Linked DNA regions of Homo sapiens: region 1 is linked to region 2. Evidence: chromatin contacts called from ENCODE Hi-C data. All regions are on one chromosome and are shown on one strand. The core of a region is the stretch at or near the end of the contact, and the rest is flanking DNA. Distances in the headings are between cores, read along the strand shown.

Region 1 (5,258 bases), core at 745-3,244, 110 kb after region 2:
GATCAGTTGAGTCATGTCACCTTTGCTTGGACAGAACTACATTTTGCTATAAGTCGCCAAAACAATTTTTATACAAAAAAAAATGCAAAACCCTAATCTCTTCCAAGCTTTATGCTTTCACCACTCTACCTCTTCCCAGAATACACAGGTTCTAAGTGAATCCACCAGAAGTCAGTTTGTTGAGTGGGCAACATGCCTAAAGCCAATTAGTTGAAAGTCTAATTCACCAAATGACTGATTCATCAAATTTACTTATACCTTTCTACTACATAGTTGTGGCTCATGAATTTTTATTTTGCCCTAATTATAGCACTTTAAGGAATGTTTGGTTTGTTTCTGTGACAGTCCGCACTGTTCCAGCTGGAGCTATAGAACAAAGAAAAGAGGAGGCTGAGGAAAGAGAGAGCAGAGAAAGGGGAATTGAAAAATAGGTGAGCTGAGAAACGGATGAGCTTCAGGGTAGAAGAGACAGATACTACAGAGGGTATGAAAGATATAATTGTAAGACTATATTCTCAAACACAGAGCATTCTTTTGAATTTATTGTTTTTAGAATATATTATTAATCCTGCAAGTGGACAATTGTTACAGTTCTTGATATCCAAGAAAAATAGTGCAAAATGTAAATTCATTGAATATATGTGAAGAATTCTTATCAACACAATCGCATCATGCAAAATAGTATATTCATAGCATATTTATTGCATTTTTATATTCCATGATTATTCAGGTGAAATATCTTCTTAAGTCCCAACTCTCTTGTGTCTTTGCCTCTCATCCTGTCATTCTCCAGCTGCTAATAGCAGGAAGCAGTGGCAGACATATTGAAGATCCCTTAGCAGCTTGTCATGAAAGGGAAAGTAAAATGTTGTCCATCAAAAATAGTTTTTGAAAATGGGAGTTTGGTAAATTGACCAATAAACACATTTGCCTTCGGCAAGATAGTAACTCAGTTAATTGATATCTGGAAATTGGCCTGCTTCTGGATTTGCAAAAAGAGATAATAATGGATGAGTTAAGAGGAAAGCTAAAAAAAACTGGAGACAATGTTACATATTCTTCCATCTACTTTCATAAGGTAAAGGCTTAGGCAAACAATTTTCAGGTATATACCTTTTGTATTTTAAGTGTCCATGCCATTGTACAGGATCTAATACAGTGTCAACAAATATTTCACCCTCTATCATCTTGACCCCGGCTTTCTTTCTCATTCGCCCATCACTTAACCACACTACTCCTTCCTGCTTTTATGCACTCCTTAGTCTTTATACTTTTTTCCCTATGTGATTAATAAAAAATATAATTGCCATCATAAGTCTCCCAACTGTATCAGCACATAAGTGTGAAGAGATGTTCTTTCCTAAAAATTCATCAGAAAAAATAAGAAAACATATAATTCAACGACCAGCAAGACATGCCTAGACCCAGACTGAAGATCATATAACTAAAGCATGTGTCAGTGAGAAAGAGCACTGAGTGAACTGAAAGGAAATATTGATGATGCTGACCTTGGATCAAGGGTGCCCTTCCACTGTCTCCATCTGTGTGGTCCTGGAGGCAGGTCTAATTATCTTGTGCAGATGAAAGAATTAGGATGTCATAACCTGACTCATGGAAAATCTGCATACTAGATTTGATTGCTTCTGCTCTTCTATGTTTATACAACAAAGTTACTAAATGTAATTTGGCTAATATAATTTTTGTCTTATGTAAGTTATATAAGCCTCTTAACAATATGTCTCTTTCTACAAATTCTGTTTTATAATCATTCTCAGAACAACCACAGCTACCATTTTTACTTCATCTTGCCTCTATATGTGTTTGTGTATATATTAGACTATTTTGCCTTTAAACTATGTTATAAGGTAGATATCTTCATTTCTCATAATCAAATCTCAACCTGCAAATAATACACTTAGGATATCTCAGCTGAACTAAAACTTTGGACCAGCCTGTTTCACTCCAAAGCCTTTGGGGCTCAAGCTTCGCATGGTACAATCCTCTGAGTCTGAGTCACTGGTGAGTCACTTTTGGAAGTTGACAAGACCAGGTAGCTGAGCCAGATTCTGAATTATGAAAAATCCAGGCTTCATCAAACAGTCTTTCCTGGGCATAATAGAGCAATGTGTCATAATCACATCAACTGCATGTACCTTCTTGTGTTTCGTATCATTTTGAAAGACAAATTATCGTATAAGAATCATATCCATGTGCTTAATATTTTTGATATACATATATATATATAGAGAGAGAGAGAGAGAGAGAAGGAAAAAAAAGCCTGATATCACTTTTTATCCACAGGATACCTACTAACTTCTCAAAAAGCGACAGCAGTCTTACCTAAACATGAAAGATATGCTAATAAAGTGACCTAGACCCTGGAGAAAAAACGGGGGAGAGTCAGCAACTGATTTTGCCTGAGGGCAAGAGATTATGTCCTGCCCCCAAACAAAATAAATAAATAAAGCCAACCCAAAACTGACAAGCAGAAAAGCCAGAATGAAGACAAGGATTCTAAAGTAGACCGAAGTAAACATCAAGATGACAGTCAAATGCAAAAATAAAACAAAGCAAGACTAGAGTCAGACCAGAAATAGATGTAGGATTAAAACATGAGAACAATCTTAATTTTTTTTCAACTATAAAGGCTTCCTTTTTTTTCCCTAATATCATAAATCACCATCTCTCACAATTAGTGAATCATTAAGCCAATAGTTGAACCTCTTGGGTGGGAGATTAGGAAGCAAGGAAGACAGATAAAGGGCCGACTTCTTTCTCAGTGAAGAGAGAGAAGGCTTCACAATAGAAACCTTGATAGGTACATATGATAATTCTCAGAATATTTAGTTTATCAAAACATCCTGTTCTTTGGTAAAATAGGGCTTTCCTGACAGAAATATTCCTGACCTTGGGAAAGTATTTATGATTGTTATGTACAAAAGGATGTGTTTTTGTGTTTGCATCTGTGAAATGAGAGCAATGAATGATGCTAGGAAATTGTGGGAACACAATTCATTTGTGGGAGCGCTTCCGATATTTTAAACAGCTCAAGTTGGCATTAGAGGGTAACATGAGAATTTACCTTAAAACCACTTAAGTCTTAACAAAAGAAGAATAACAATTAATATAGGAAAAGGAATTTTTTTGGAACACAGGAAACTGAGTCAGAGAAAAATCCGGGCCTCAGCTTCCAGGTCCCAATTTTGGTATGAATGAGGTCATTAGGAAGCAAAGGCACTATGAATGGCAAACTTTCACTTGAAATAAAGGTAGTAATGGGATGGGGGAATGCAGCCCTGCATATTTCAACTAACAATCCACTGGTTCTTAACAACTTTAAAATAAAATAAAATAAAAATAAGCTAGCAAAATATTCAATAAACTAAGTCATGTAAGGGCATGGTCTTAAACTACAGTAGGATCAAAATAATCCTCCAAACATTCTTTGGGCAGGAAATGAAGAAACAAATGCATGAAAGCAGATATGATTTGGGGACTTACAAGATCAGATTTATAAGTGCATCACAAGATGTGAACCTTTCTGGATATGTACTGACTGTGACTCAATTCTATTTAATTGAAAATGGGAAGTTAAATTTTAATGTGCATTTGATAGTATAAACCACAAACCCTTGGCACAGAAAAATTCTTACCTGGTGCCGTAGGAGGGTGGTTAGGTCAGTAGAAAAAAAAAATGGCAATTTCTTTATAATGATTTTGTTTTATACTTAAGTTACCTGAAATATATTATTTCTGTATTGAGCCAATAGGTATTGAGCCAATTATCATTCATAATTATCATTCATTTTTTGGTAACTATAAGTGCTTTTGTTGTTGGTAGTATAAGAGGGCATTGGCCTCTTTGCTGTCTCATAACCAGGTTGCAATAAAAGTGAGTCTAAGACCAAATTCTGTCACTATGCAAACATTTGTTACCAAATAGGTATAATGAAAGCTTATAGCCTGGTGAGTAAACTTGAGAAGTGACAGCTCTATGTTCTCTTAAGTGCTCTGAGGGCACACACAGAAAAGGTCCACTCAGGGTAAATGCAACAATGTTTTCCTGGCAGGAGCCAGCCAACCTTCTAGTGGCAGTCAGACAATAAAGAGTCCCAGGAAGCTAAGGCTGTACATGCACCATTTTGGAATCTAAATCTAATGTTCCACTCCGAAGCCTACCATCTATGTTTATTAGATGCTTGTACTCTATTCATAAGGTGTAGAATAAAGCCAACTAATGCAAAATTATTTATACCATACCATCTCTTTTGAAGTTTTTAAAAATGGCATAAACTTTTAAAGTTACAAACAACCCAGGAAACAACCCAAACGTCCAACAACAAGAAAACAGAAAAATAAATATAATATATTGGCATAAAGGAATATCTCAGGAATAAAAAGAAATAAGTGGCCTGACCTGAGATCTACATCTGCAACAACATGGATGAATCACACACACATTATATTGAGCTTGAAAATCCAGAAAAAAAGAGTACTTACTGTTTGATTCTACCTATATGAAAGTTCAAGAATAGGCAGACTCATTTATGGAATAAAAATCAGAATAGTGGTCGACTATGGAGGTGGGGGCATAGACTGGAAAGACATTCAAGGGAACATTCTAGGGTGATGGTAATGCTCTATATCTTAACTGGGGTGTTACTCTTCAAATTATATATAATATATATATATATATATATACACACACACATATACACAACACATATACACATGTATGTGTATATATTTATATATCTTATTAGTACATACGCTAATCACACTCAACTCTTAAGAATATTGTATGCAATTACATCTTGTTTAAAAATTACTACCAAAATAACACATATCTACTCCCTAAAGTAAAGTCTCAAGATAGCTCAGAGGTTCCAGTGCTATTAAGAAAGAGAGTGTTCATTTGGTCCCTGGGAAATGATAGTAAAAGTTCCCATCCTTTTATAAGCAGTTCTAATGTGTCAGGCACTATGTTAGTTAATTGCTTTTCATAATTCACATCACTGAATTCTATCAACAACTCTATGAAGATTGAATTATCATTATTCTGATTTTATCACTGATGATGCTGATGCCAGAGAGATTGGTTGTTTTGTCCAGTATCACTGTCTAGTAGTTACAGTGTTGGTCATCAGGCCTGGTGTCTTTGTTGAACTCCAGAGTTTCCTTGCTTCAACCTCAGGCCAAGGCTGTTTACCCAGTAACATCATCAGAGCTCTTCATGACTTCTAAGATGGCGAAAGCAA
Region 2 (5,338 bases), core at 828-3,327:
CGCTTAGAGACATCTAAGATGTGAGAGGAAACTCTCCTTTTCTTTGCCAGTCACTGTAATCCCATGATGATGTAGCCACCTGGTAACTATGATAGATAACGGTGAGAAGGAAGCAAATATAAAAACGGTGACTTATTGGAGAGTTGTAAAGACCCTAGATTCTTTTGTTTTTCTTCTATTTATTTTATTTTATTTTATTTTCCCCCCACTCCCCTAAATTCTTAATGACATTCATAAATTACTGCACCAGCTCTGGCATATTCCCCTCTCCTGTCATCTTCTTCTTCTTATAAGAGACAATAATGGTCCTTAATGTTACACCAGTTTTAGCTAGGTCTTCTGTAACTATAGCTGAAAAGATTATAAGAGATACAGTAATTATTACTTACCCAGTTGTTGTGAGGGTTAAAGAATATAATGCATCTGAAATACAATACATTCAAATACAAGTCTTGACATATGTACATATAGCTCTAGATAAATAATGGATGATCTTTATACTAAAAAAAGCTATTTCTCAAGTCTGATCATTGCCCACCTCCATTAATATTGGCTTTGTTTTGTGTCTCACTCTATTGCAACTTGTCAGGATCACCTCTATCTTAAGATTTCATGAGGTTGACATGACCAGATTTTGTTTTTCTTTACATGCACCAGTATTTCTTCATCCACCATTGCCCAGTGCACAGCTAGAGTAACCTAAACTTTATTTAGTTTCACTTCCGTCCCACATACTGGTAAAAGTGACAACAATTTTCCAGTGATCTTGAGACATCTTCCAGAGTGTCTCACGTGTGCTTCCCGAAAAGTCCTGGCCCTTCTCAATGTCGACTGCCAAGACCTCAGCTGCTGATAAGCAGCCGGGAAATAATTGCCTATGTTACCCACTATGGTCACCTCCCTCTTGGCAATGCCACCTCTGCTGGTGGCCCTGCCTGTACCAAACACCTCTGCTGGAATGCTCAGCATGTCAAAGTGGTACACGGTGGGTTACTCAGGATGCTAAAGCCACGACTATTTTGTGCACAAATGTGGGCTTCATGTTTCTCCCTATTTTGTGTCACATTTAGACATATGAATCTCAAAATAGTTTTACTAAGAGCCCAACATCTTAAGGAATTTTAATTAAAATAAACGTTAAGACCTTTATTTTTTGGCTTTTCTCCACCTGCTAGCCCTTTCACTTTTCTAGACTTAAACCCCTTTTCTAGACTTAATTCTGGGCCTAGGAACAGGAGAGGCAATCATCATATCTCATATAGAGTTTTCTCTTCATGTCTATTAACTAAGGATTGGCTGGTGGACCAAATTTGTCTGCTTGCTTGCTCTCTCTCCTCTAATTTCCCACAGGCAAATATAATTTGGGCCACCTTTACAACCAAACTTCTAGTTATTTTCAGATTCATGTGAAACCCAACCCTGCACAAATCTTGGGTTTAATTTGGGATCTTCATTCTGCTTTCACCAACTACCTAAAACCATCAAGCAGGAAGACCTGTCATAAAATTTTTTCCCACCTTTTGTCATTGAGGACATATTTTATCAATTCAGGCTAAAGATAATATTACTTTGCCCTCAAACTTCAGAGTGTTTTACTCCAAATGATAATAAACTCTAGAGACATACTTAATTCAATGCTTAAAAACCTAAGTGTCCTAAAGTGACCCAAGGGTTGGCCTAAATCCATCACACTGCAGGACAAAAGGAAATTCTTGTTATTTGATCTTTTGTGAAAACAGAGCAGCTGATCTACCATTCCTCTCTAACTTAGCATCACTTTTTGAGCAAATGAAAAGTTATCTATCAAACTTCTGTTTTTCTTCAGAGTTTAAAATTCTAGAGACTGGAACCATTTTCTACCTTCATCATTTTAACTTTCCAAGAAGTCTGTTTAGTGACTTTTCTTTGAAATGTCTTCATGCCCTTACATGCCTCCTGATCAGATAAAGGGACTCCACTTGCTTTGATCTTTCTTTGTAAGTCCTACTTTCTTCTGCTTTTATAGTCATCATTGTCCTCTTCCTGCACCTTCTCTAGTATTTCTGTTCTGAGTATAACTGATTGCGAAAATCTTATGTTTATCTTCCTCATGAAGGGTCAGCCAATGCCAATAAAAGCAAAAATTATCTTCATGAGGAAATGACTAAGCAATAACTTAGTAGCTTCTCATATCTTTCGACCAGACAACATTTCAACTCTCAGAAGAAAACTTGGTGGGGATATGCATGCAGGAACCATTCTTAAAAAAAAAAAATCTATTGTGTAACAAAATTAACTCTGGACTCATATAGGTTCAAAGCCCTAAGAAAAAAATTAAAGCAAAAAATCTCTAGGGCATTTTCAAAATCACTCACAGAGCAAACTCTCCTTAGAATAGTTGTCTTTATGGCCAGGATTGGGTCTATAATCCCAGTACTGTGGGAGGCCGAGGCAGGCAGATAGGTTGAGCCTAGGAGTTTGACACCAGCCTGGGCAACATAGGAAGACCCCATCACTACCAAAAAAAAAAAAAAAAAAAAAAATTATCTGAGCATGGTGGTGTGTGCCTTTAGTACCAGTAACTCAGGAGGCTGAGGTGTGAGAATCGCTTGAGCCCGGGAGGCAGAGGTTGCAGTGAGTTGAGATCACACCACTGCTCTCCAGCCTGGGAAACAGAGTGAGACCTAGTCTCAGATAAATAAATAAATAAATAAATAGTTGATGTTTTATAACATATTTCTCTTGCTGTACAGTTGGCTTTCTCTTATTGCCACAGAGTGATTTGATTGTGACAATTAAGTTACATATTCTACAGAACTGGTTTGTAGAAATAAATGAATAGGAGCAGTAAAAGAAAGAAATAGTAACATTGGAATAGCCAAGAAAGTTATACATGTAAAGATGGGTTGGGTGTTGGTTAAGCAACCATGTGAAGTCCAGACATTTGGAGATTAGTCAATAGGATAAAATTTTCATATCAAAACACTTTTCATAAAATTTCAGGGCTTTTCTGCTAAACTGAAGATCCAATAGGAAGGGATACCCACTACTCAATTTTTTTTCCTTCTTTCTGTGATCTCAAGTTTAACTGAAGTGGAAACATTAAGAAGGAACAAGCTTATAAACAAAACAGGCAATGACCTCTAGAAACAGTGGAACTTAAATATGCAAATTCCATGAGCTGTTCCCACAGGAAAGCGACTTTGCATCAAAATAAAGAAAATTTATGATGAATATGGGATGCTGTAAATTTGGGATGGATAACTGGTTTCAATAGAATTAAATTATTAACAGCAAGATTACCTATTCAAATTATAAAATTATATTTATTCAAGCCTATTTATGGGGATATTCATGAAATATGGAATTAAATATATTTTTACATAAACTAAACTAAAAACAGAAGCCTACCTATCATCAAATGGTATCTCACTGTCATATTATTGGAACATAGGTTCTAGCAGCTAAGGTATTTTTTTGTATTTATATATTAAATAATTCATAAATCTTTGTTTTGTTTTGTTTTGTTTTTGAGATGGAGTCTCGCTCTGTCACCCAGACTAGAGTGCAATGGCGTGATCTCGGCTCACTGCAACCTTCGCCTCCCAGGTTCAAGCAATTCTCCTGCTTCAGCCTCCTGAGTAGCTGGGACTACAGGCACCCGCCACCATTCCCGGCTAATTTTTGTATTTTTGGTAGAGACAGGGTTTCATCATATTGGCCAGGCTGGTCTCGAACTCTTGACCTTGTGATCCGCCCGCCTTGGCTGCCCAAAATGCTGGGATTACAGGCATGAGCCACTGCACCGGGCCTAATAATTAATAAATCTTATAAAATGTTTTAGATCAACATCTTATTCCTTGATTAATTTCTATGAATAAGAGAAAGGACTAGCATTGTTAACCATGTTTAAAACTGGAAATACCAAACCTCAGAGAGACTATGCAATTGTCCAATGTTACTATAACTTAAGTCAGCCAAGGGAACTGAAGCTAATTCCAGATGTACCAACTATTCAGTTAAAAAACAAAAACAAAAACATGAACCTAGCCCCATTAAAATGTAAGTTTTACCATTTTGTAAAAATTCACATTTTCAATAAAAGACTTACTCTCATAGATCTTTTGATATATCATTTTTGTTTAGACCAACAGTGCTGCACTCACACAAACACCTTCCCATTTCAACTTATTCATCTGAGAAGAATATCTCAACCAAAAGCCAGTCAAATTTGAAAAGGCAGAGAGAAAAGGCATAATCAAGGAAGAATTTTATATTTTGTCAATATTTTTTAAGCACTAAGGAATAGCTTTAGTTGCTGAAATAATAAAAAATAATAAATGATCACAGAGACTAAACAAGAACAGGTGATTCCTTTACTGTTTAAAGAGATCAGAAAGCAAATGGTTTCTTTGACTCAAGCAAGTCCATCTCTCACGTATGAAACTCTTAACTGTGACTACAGAGAAACATAATAAGCAAATCATCCAAGTAACAATAATCTAATCATATTCCCTTCTCCAAAATTCTACATGCCTGCCTACACACACGGAGCCCAGCTGTCTTTGAGGCGAATAAATAATACTTGAAGGTCAAGTGAAATTTTTCTATCTAGCAATGTCAGACAGAAAATAAAAGATCACTGCTCAGATGTTCCTTTATAAATGTCCCTGCTTCTCCTCATGATGCTAACAATGACCCAAATCTTTATTTCACATAGCTGTGGACATGCCAACATGGTTGTATTCTACCCTATGAGTGATTTCTTTCTTCACTTAGCTAAAGAACAAAAAAAGAGAGAAAAACATAAATCAACTAAATAATCCATCAACCATTTAATGGACATTGACGAAGTGCCTCCAACGTGCCAGGCACTGTGCTAGCATCTGGGAATAAGAGGAATAAAACCAACCTGGATGTTCTAATGGCTCAAAGTGTAGCTGAATATCCTATCAATGAAATAAACTGTGCAGCACTGTGATAAGAGTCACAGTGATACCATGAACAAGATCTAGACATGAGTGAAAAACAATCTTCCTTTGCAAAGTGAACAAAAGGTTTTCACCAAAAACTCCTTAACTCAGAGATTCAGATTTTTTCTTTTACTTTTTTTAGGTAGATAAGGAGATGGCACATTCCAGGCAAAGGGAAGAGCTGGGCACATGGATAAATGATAATATGGGGTTTTGGGGACCTATGAGCAGTTTGGGTTGACTGGATTTGGAGAAGAGAAGAAACAATGTGAAAGGCCAGAGTACAAATGGAAGGAGATGCTCCAGTAATGAAGAATCTTTAACTGCAGTCTGTGGAAGACCATGGAAAATTATAGCAGGGTGCTGGAAAAATCAGAAAATATAAC

The links. A loop is a pair of places that touch in the nucleus more often than their neighbours do. Pooled maps may share reads with other maps.
Region 1: a loop to region 2 is called in a map of endothelial cell of umbilical vein, with 4 times the contacts of the local background. The contact joins two enhancer-like sites. A Hi-C loop is called at or near these places in 7 of 168 maps with a recorded cell type or tissue (cardiac septum, endothelial cell of umbilical vein, heart left ventricle and 2 more) and 9 of 50 pooled maps.

The regions. Positions count from the first base shown.
Region 1 is chr3:30,340,482-30,345,739 of GRCh38, forward strand. No RefSeq gene overlaps it. Among named protein-coding and RNA genes, the nearest start is that of LINC01985, 180 kb to the right of the region's middle. RefSeq lists an enhancer at 1,622-2,821. Within about 2 kb of position 1,995, at least 13 of the 41 ENCODE cell types and tissues checked have a DNase peak (open chromatin) inside an H3K27ac peak, as active enhancers do; they include endothelial cell of umbilical vein, where a contact is called at or near this core.
Region 2 is chr3:30,226,039-30,231,376 of GRCh38, forward strand. No RefSeq gene overlaps it. Among named protein-coding and RNA genes, the nearest start is that of LINC01985, 290 kb to the right of the region's middle. Within about 2 kb of position 2,078, at least 6 of the 41 ENCODE cell types and tissues checked have a DNase peak (open chromatin) inside an H3K27ac peak, as active enhancers do; they include endothelial cell of umbilical vein, where a contact is called at or near this core.